2 separate regions of the Homo sapiens genome follow, and region 2 is linked to region 1. The links are chromatin contacts, found by Hi-C or POLR2A ChIA-PET in ENCODE. All regions are on one chromosome and are shown on one strand. The core of a region is the stretch at or near the end of the contact, and the rest is flanking DNA. Distances in the headings are between cores, read along the strand shown.

Region 1 (4,229 bases), core at 955-3,454:
GAGAGGAAAATGTAACAGTTCAATTTACCACGTAGTTACTGAGAAGCGCAGAATCGACATCCTTCCTGAAAAAGAAAAGTAAGTTATCAGTCTGGGCTCACACCCCTTTCTGGGTATCAAATATCTGTAAAAGAATTCCCATCTGCCGGGCGCTGTGGCTCACACCTGTAATCCCAGCACTTTGGGAGGCCAAGACGGGCGAATCACATGGTCAGGAGATTGAGACCATCCTGGCTAACACAGTGAAACCCCGTCTCTACTAAAATGCAAAAAATTAGCCAGGTGTGGTGGCGGGCGCCTGTAGTCCCAGCTACTCAGGAGGCTGAGGCAGGAGGATGGCATAAACCCAGGAGGCGGAGTTTGCAGTGAGCAAAGATCACGCCACTGCACTCCAGCCTGGGCGACAGAGCGAGACTCCGTCTTAATAATAATAATAATAATAATAATAATTCCTGTCAAGTTGGGGGCCAGGCACGGTGGCTCACACCTGTAATCCCAGCACTTTGGGAGGCCGAAGCAGGCGGATCATGAGGTCAGGAAATCAAGACCATCCTGGCTATCATGGTGAAACCCCGTTTCTACAATCAATCAATCAATCAATCAATAAAATACAAAAAAAAATCAGCCGGGCGTGGTGGCAGGTGCCTGTAGTCCCAGCTACTCGGGAGGCTGAGGCAGGAGAATGGCATGAACCGGGGAGGCAGAGCTTGCAGTGAGCCGAGATCGCGACACTGCACTCCAGCCTGGGCAACACAGAGAGACTCTGTCTCAAAAAAAAAAAAAAAAAAAAAGAATTCCTGTCAAGATGTAGTAGTCCGCTTTTAGAATTTGGGGACTACCACCTAAAACTGAAACTGAGAAATGTCTTAAGTCCAACATGGTTTAGCTAGCTGTGGGCAATTTCAGAGCAGACTTGGGAACAAAGTGCTGTCCCATCCAACAGCCATGTCCTCTCCCCATTATTATCTGCCTCCCATCAGCTATTGACATCTTGGGCAGCCACGTCCTCCTGCTGAATCAACAGAAATGGCCCACTTAACACCAATGTCACCACTGGGAATTCCAGCCATGGGCAAGTATCCTGCCAAATATCCACCATGCTCCCAGGGTGTTCACCACCTACGTCAACTCAACAGGTACAGTCAGGGTGGCAAGCAGTGGCCAAAAGCCTGGTTCCCTGTGTAACAGTTAATCCAGGCAATATGCCATCTTTCCTGAGTGAAGAAACAACAATGTGATGTATATTAAATCACAATCGATCCACTCTACAATAGCATATCAGAAAGCATTGTTTTCAGCAGTCTGCAGGCAGTGGAGTATGACAAAGAATATAGTTTTGAAATCAGATTTGGGTTCACATTCTAGCTCTGCCATTTATATGCTGTGAGAGTTTTAGTTAATTACTCCCTAAGTTTTCCTTCTAAACTAAAAATGGGATGAAACTAGTATCTAAAAGTGTGGCCTGGATTTCAATCCAGCTCTTGCATTCTTTGGCTATGTGAATCTGGGCAAGTTACTTAATCTCATTATGCTTAAATTTCCTATCTATCAAATGGCAATTATAGTATCAACCTTGTAAGACTGTTCACAGGGTTCACTGGAAACATGTAAAATACCCGGAACATATTAAGTGCTCAATAAGCACCAACGTTATCATTACTACTACCTGTGCAACTACCACTACCACCAGCTCCTCCTACCTCATCAAACTGTTATGATGAAGTGAGACAACAAATTTTAAAAGTTTAGCACAGTTCTTGGTACTTGTATTAACATCTCCATAATGGAAGGTTATTATTTTTAAAAGATATTATCTCAGTTAATTGTCATTAAAAACCCTATGATGTAGAAGCTATTCGTATGATTCCTACTCTATAGACAGGAAGCCAAGGTTCAGAAATTAAATAACTTGCTCAAGGTCACACAGTAAGAAGTCTAAATAAAGTGGAAGGCAACTATGGAGTTGTGGGAAATGAGACTGGACTGGATGAATGGAAACTGGTAATGCAGAATCCTGAAAAATCAGGTAGAGGGGTCTGTGCTTGACATATTGTGCAACAGAGACCCCTGTATGTCTTAAACCAGGAGTGCAGTGAGATGATGCAAATGATGACCCAAGATTTCAAAAGCATGGGCCAAACAGATAGTTGATTTCCCAGTCAATAAATAAAGCAAAACCAACAGTGGTTCACACAGGGCTCAACCTAGGCCTTAGGTCATCAGCACAGTGATGTCAGCACTGTAATCAAATCAGCTCTGTGAAGCTTACCAAATGCTACCAGTGATTCAAGCTACGATTTCACAAAAGTGCTGCTTTGCCCAAATGACCACAAACACACTGAAGTCACAAAGAGTATCATATTTGAAAGGAATCTAACACAGGAAAGACAATGCATAATTAGTGCATGTGACAGAGCTCATTTAAAATTGAAAATGACAAATCAAACCACATGTCATCTTTGCCTGCTTAATCAGGAAATCAGCCCACTGGCTTCCTCCTATCTTTGCTTGAAATTGAGTTATAACTCCCTGTGCTCTCCAAAATATGAGGCGTTAAGACATCCCTTCCTGGAATAGTTAACTGGAGAAAAAATATGAATATTGTTTCTCTTCAGGACCAACGGATCCATCCCAGGTGCACCGTTACAATTTCATTTCCAAATCATTGCCCCTTCTCTGTCATTCAGAATATTGCACGCTCTGCGAAAATTTGTCCTTGGCCATTCCAAGTTACTATGCCACTGAAAAAGTCAATACTGTAATGTAAGAATCCAAAGAACATTCTTTGCCTCTTCTAGAACAAATATAAAGGAGGAAAACTCTCTTTCACATAAGTTTTAATGAATCTGTGTTTTGGGATCAAGAGAACAATCGATGTTTACACAGGTACTGCATTTTGCAGACTCTGGCTGACAGAAACTGATTTATTCATTGATTTTCTTTTATCAGCAAGATAATTGTTTTTAACCCAGCTAAATACTCTGACAAAATGCCAATGTATGCTAGGCCCTTCTTTATTTAACAAAAGGTCAAGAGGTACCTTATCTACCTTTTTATGAAGTCCTAAACGGGCTGTATGTGTTGTGGAATTTTTTTTTAAGGCAGTTTTTACCCTTGAGAAGTTACTGTAACCACACTAAATGACAGGTTGTTGGCAACAGGATATGGTGAAACCAGACAGACATCAACTTAATCAAGTTATCCAATTTCACAGCACCAATAATGATGTGATGCATGAGAAAGACATCCCTCAGAGCAATCCAGCCCCAAGATGTTTAATTCAAATCTATCCATGAGGATATAATCAGAGAATTCCAAATTGAGGAACAGTCTTCAAAACAACTGGGTTAGATTTAGACTCTTCAAATATCAATGTCATTTGTCACAGTGCCAATGTCACAAAAAGAAGCTAAGTAAACTTCCAGAGGAAAGGAAATTAAAGAAACATGACAACTAAATGCAATGTGTAGTTCTTCACTGGATCCTGAATTGGGAGGAAAAAGAACACTATTAGGACAACTGAAGGAATGTGAGTTTACATTGCATCTTTTTTTTTTTTTTTTTTTTTGAGACAAAGTCTGGCTCTGTTGCCCAGGCTGGAGTGCAATGGCACGATCTCGGCTCACTGCAACCTCCGCCTCCCAGGTTGAACCAATTCTCCCACCTCAGCCTCCCAAGTAGCTGGGACTACAGGAATGCACCACCACACCTGGCTAATTTTTGTATTTTCAGTAGAGATGGGGTTTCATCACGTTGGCCAGACTGCTCTCCAACTCCTGACCTCAAGTGATCCGCCCGTCTCAGCTCCCAAAGTGCTGGGATTACAGGCATGAGCCACCGCACCTGGCCTACATTGTATCTTAATAATAGTAGATATATCAGCGCTAAGTTTCCTGAGTGTGATAAGGCGACTGTAGCTACATAGAATGCCCTTTTCCAAGAAGGGGTGAAATGATCTGCTGTCTACAACTCTCTAATGGTTCAGTAAAGTAAGTGTGTGCACCTGTGTATGGAGAGAAAGCTCATGCCTGTGCAAAAGAAATAAGGGAATTCCAGGCACGGTGGCTCACACCTGTCATCCCAGCTATTCCGAAGGCTGAGAAAGGAGGATCGCTTCAGCCCGGAGTTTAGATCCAGCCTGGGCTCAAGTGTCTCTAATTAAAAAAAAAAAAAAAGAAAGAAAGAAAGCCAACCTGGCCAACATAGTGAAACTCTGTATCTACTAAAAA
Region 2 (4,229 bases), core at 547-3,046, 110 kb after region 1:
TGACACTTTCCATCCATTATCACATGTACACTAGAAGCAGATGGCCAAGAACAGGAGCTTCTCTGCCATTTACTAGCTTTGCAACTGTAGACAAGTTATTTACTCTCTCAGTGTCAGTGAAATCTGAGGATTTGATGTAGTTCCACATGGAAAGCAAGCAATAAATGGTAGTGGCGGCCTCTGGAAAGATTTTCATCCCTGTTAATCCTCTCATAAGATAGTTAAGTACTGTTATCATTCCTATTTCACAGATGAGGAAACTGAGGCTCAGGGAGAGTGGGTAAGTGTTCTGCTTCCCCCAACACATGGCTGCAGGAGTCGTGGCTTCTTCATGTTTTCACTCCAGAAGGTCTTTAATGCGATAAATACTTACTGAGCTGATTGGAAAGATGGATATGCAGCCCCAGGGTCAAATTGAGAGAGAAATGTAGAAGTTGTTGCCTGCACAGGGGTGGTCACTGCAGTCATTTGATCTCCTCTGAAGTTCTGTAGTCTTTCAGAGTCCACATGATTCAGCCACCCTTTCAGCAATGATCTGTTTCTTTCTTTGAGGCAGATGATCACTATATCTAACTGTCACTCAGATCTTTTGTTGTGAAAATTTACATGTATTTGTCTTCTTTCTCCAGCTGGGTTAAGTGCTTTCAGGGCAGAGGCACTGTACCTGTATTTCTGTGTATTAACTCCTGCCCCTTTTAGTCCCTGTTTTGTTTACTAAGATAATAAGTCAAATTTGGGAAATATTAAATCTTCATCTCAAAAAGGAATTTACCCATTTCTAAGAGATGACCACACAAGATGATTTTGTGTGTTTTAATTTTTTAGTTTTAGAGATAGGGTGTGGCTCTGTCGCCCAGGCTGGAGTGCAGGCTAAAGCGATCCTCCTGCCTCACCTCCTTGTCCTCTGCCTTCCGTAGCTGGGACTACAGGTAGCTGGGACTACAGGCGCAACCCATCATGCCCAGCTAATTTATTTTAATTTTTTTGTAAGGTTTTTTAATGTCGCCCAGGCTGATTGGGAATGCCTGGCCTCAAGGGATCCTCCCACCTGGCCTCCCAAAGTGCTGGGATTACAGGCATGAGCCACCACACCTGGCCTAAGGTGATTTTGTTAGTTGGTACTTTCTATAATTTGGATGAAGAAAGCATTATTTTCTTCACATTTTCCAGATAGGAATTACCGTCCTGGGCCGGGCACGGTGGCTCACGCCTATATCTTACCACTTTGGGAGGTCGAGGCAGGTGGATCCCCTGAGGTCGAGGGTTTGAGACCAGCCAGGCCAACATGATGAAACCCCATCTCTGCTAAAAAAATACCAAAAATTTACTGGGTGGGTGTGGTTGCGAGCATCTGTGATCCCAGTTACTTGGGAGGCTGAGGCAGAAGAATCACTTGAACCCTGGAGGCGGAGGCTACAGTGAGCCAAGATCGTGCCACTGCACACCAGCCTAGGCAATAAGAGGAAAACTCTGTCTCAAAAAAAAAGGAAAAAAGAAAATGACCCCCCTGTTTTTAAAATGGCATATGCCCTGCTGCTTTGTTTCCTACAATCATGCCTCTGATACCCATTCGTACCGTGGGCTGGGAGTCACTCACATACACGCTCCTGTTCCCATTCTCTCGATTTACAGTTGAAGGAACTGAGGGCCACACTCCAGTGGTTCTCCCATTTTTTATCTGGCAAATTATTCTCTGTGCAGCTCAGTCAGGACTCAGGACTTAGGGCTATGCGAGTTGTCAACGCTGTACTTTCCCTCCACAGAGCTGAGAAGCTCCAGCTGCTGAACCACCGGCCTGTGACTGCTGTGGAGATCCAGCTGGTGAGTGAAGGGCGCCTGTGCTGGGGAGGCTGCTGTGGGTCTGAGATGTAGAATGGCTGTGGTGGACAAGCCAGGAACTGCGTTTTTTTTAAGAGGCTGCCCAACCACTCCATTTCTTAAGGAAAAAGAGACCTTGCCAGTTTGATCCTAGTTAGTGTGGACTTAGGGACCACAAAACACTGGAGGAGATTTCATTCCTCCTCTAGGGTTTTGGCTGATGACTTGGCGGCTCTCCGACTCCCCTGATGTCCAGGCCATTCTGGCCATTGCTTCCCTGTAGGCGTTGTTGCCAACCAGATGTTGCATAAAAAACATGAAATTCAGCATGTCTCTGGTGAACATTCTCTGTCCCCACGCCCACCCTTCACCCTGCTCTTGCTTCCTCTCTTTCTGGGTGAGGGGAGCATGTGTGCGCTGTCCCATCAGCTCCCTTCCTTGCTCATCTCCTGGCCTGGCCTCCCACGCCGGAAACCTGCAAGCCATTCTCTTCCTTTCATCTCACAGTCAGGGAGTCCCCAAGTTCTGTTGCTTCTGTCTTCGTTCTTGCTTCTCTCCCCCGTGTACTGCGTTGATTTCTGCCATTATTTCTTCACGCGGCTCTTGCGGTTATCCTCTCCCCATTCTCCCTGGCTCCCCAAGTCCATCTCCCACATCACCGTCAGAGATCACATCTAAAACCATGAATGTGATCCCATTTCCCTGCATAAACCGTTTATTTAGTACAGCCTCATCACTTGTGAAGTCCGCTTTGTACTGAGAGCGTAGGCTTTGGAATAGGAGGAGGCAGCCAGAGTAGAGGGGCCTACGATGGGATAAGGGGCCCGGGAAATGATCCAGGGAGATACCCGGGCCACCACTGGGCACGCTGTGGCCGCTGCCTTCTTATTACAGGGCAGAGAGCATCGGTACCTGACAAGTGTTAAGCAGGCCGTCTAATTGCCAGTTTAAAAAAAAAAAAGAAGAAGAAACTTTAGAGAATTAACAAAATGAGAATAAAGCAGTTTCCAAAGTCAGTTTTAGAAATACTTAGCTCTTTGTCAAATTTCCTTTAGAAAAGTATGGAAGAAAATGGTCAAAAATACGATTTTTAGAGTTGCTAATGGAAAAACTTTTTAAAAGGCCACAGGGTATTTAATTTTTTACTAAATTGTTCATTGTCTTCCTAGGGTTGTTTTTGCCCTTCAGAATGTACCCAAAATTAAATTAGAACAGTTCCTTTCATGAAGGGTGCCTTTCTCTGGGAACCCGCCTGTAGGCTAAATAGAAACCCCTTTCTCATGTGTCCTGATTATTTTCATGCTTTACACTGTATTGGAGTTTCAACCTAGAGCTTAGAGGAGAGAAAAAACAAACAGAACAGCAAGAAACGAATCCCTGTCCCTCTGGGTTAAAGATCATATGTCATGTCTCCTCCAGCTTTAATCAGCAACATATGTTACTCATGGCTTAATGACAGGCAGAGAGAAGAGATGAGGATTAGTGTGACCTCAGCCAGAGCCTGTGGAAAGTGGTATCATTACTTGGGGGAAGATTTGCTGCTATTGAGAGTGCCTGGGGTGGGCCGGGCGCGGTGGCTCATGCCTGTAATGCCAGCACTTTGAGAGGCCAAGGTGGGCAGATCACCTGAGGTCAGGAGTTCAAGACCAGCCTGGCTAAAGTGGTAAAACCCCATCTCTACTAAAAGTACAGAAATTAGCTGGGCATGATGGTGCACACCTGTAATCCCAGCTACTTGGGAGGCTGAGGCAGAATCACTTGAACCCGGGAGGCCAAGGTTGCAGTGAGCCAGGATTGCACCACTGCACTCCAGCCTGGGTGACAGAGTGAGACTCCATCTTGGGAAAAAAAAAAAAAAAGAGTGCATGGGGTGTGCCAGACACGGTCTCAGTCCTTGGTCCTGGTGCCTGTGATTGTCTGTCACTTCGAATGCCCGCCCCATAGTCTTGGAAGGGGGCAAGTGTCCTCTCCATTTTAGCCCAGAGGGCTGGTGAGTGGCTGATTGGGACCTTCTGATTCAGAAGCTTTACTTTGCTCCTCCAAGCCAGGTACTTGTGCTTGATGAGAAGAAAGATGTGTGTGGCATCCCCTGAGATGGTTTCCTTCTCGTTTCTACAAAGTAGGTAGGCCTTGGTAGAAACTGCTGTTTCTCAGTAGTTGGACCATTTTATAGCCAGATTCTTCCCACTCTGGAATTTGGCTACAAAAGGTAGCAAATTGTTTACCAAGGTTTGTAGCAGTATCGCTTCTCACCAGAGTGAATAAGAAATGAAAGCTGTGGCCGAACATGGTGGCTTGCGCCTGTGATCCCAGCACTTTGGGAGGCCAAGGTGGGAGGATTGCTTGAGGCCAGGAATTCAAAACCAGCCTGGGCAACATAGTAAGACCCCATCTCTACAAAAAATGAAAAA

The links. Hi-C counts contacts between places; a loop is a spot of excess contacts on that map. ChIA-PET counts read pairs that join two places held with the same protein, here RNA polymerase II (POLR2A). Pooled maps may share reads with other maps.
Region 2: a map of mammary epithelial cell shows a loop between it and region 1 (4-fold over the local background). The contact joins two enhancer-like sites. A Hi-C loop is called at or near these places in 6 of 168 maps with a recorded cell type or tissue (Caco-2, Calu3, HCT116 and 3 more) and 9 of 50 pooled maps. POLR2A ChIA-PET finds 5 or more read pairs at or near these places in 5 of 52 experiments (AG04450, BJ, Caco-2 and 2 more).

The regions. Positions count from the first base shown.
Region 1 is chr7:66,031,472-66,035,700 of GRCh38, forward strand. It overlaps LOC105375336 (a long non-coding RNA gene), which reads right to left. Exons shown (of 5, transcript XR_002956511.2): 3 at 29-65. Among named protein-coding and RNA genes, the nearest start is that of ASL, 42 kb to the right of the region's middle. Within about 2 kb of position 2,205, at least 3 of the 41 ENCODE cell types and tissues checked have a DNase peak (open chromatin) inside an H3K27ac peak, as active enhancers do.
Region 2 is chr7:66,143,680-66,147,908 of GRCh38, forward strand. CRCP (CGRP receptor component) reads left to right here. Exons shown (of 6, transcript NM_014478.5): 5 at 1,764-1,821. Among named protein-coding and RNA genes, the nearest start is that of CRCP, 31 kb to the left of the region's middle. Within about 2 kb of position 1,797, at least 10 of the 41 ENCODE cell types and tissues checked have a DNase peak (open chromatin) inside an H3K27ac peak, as active enhancers do.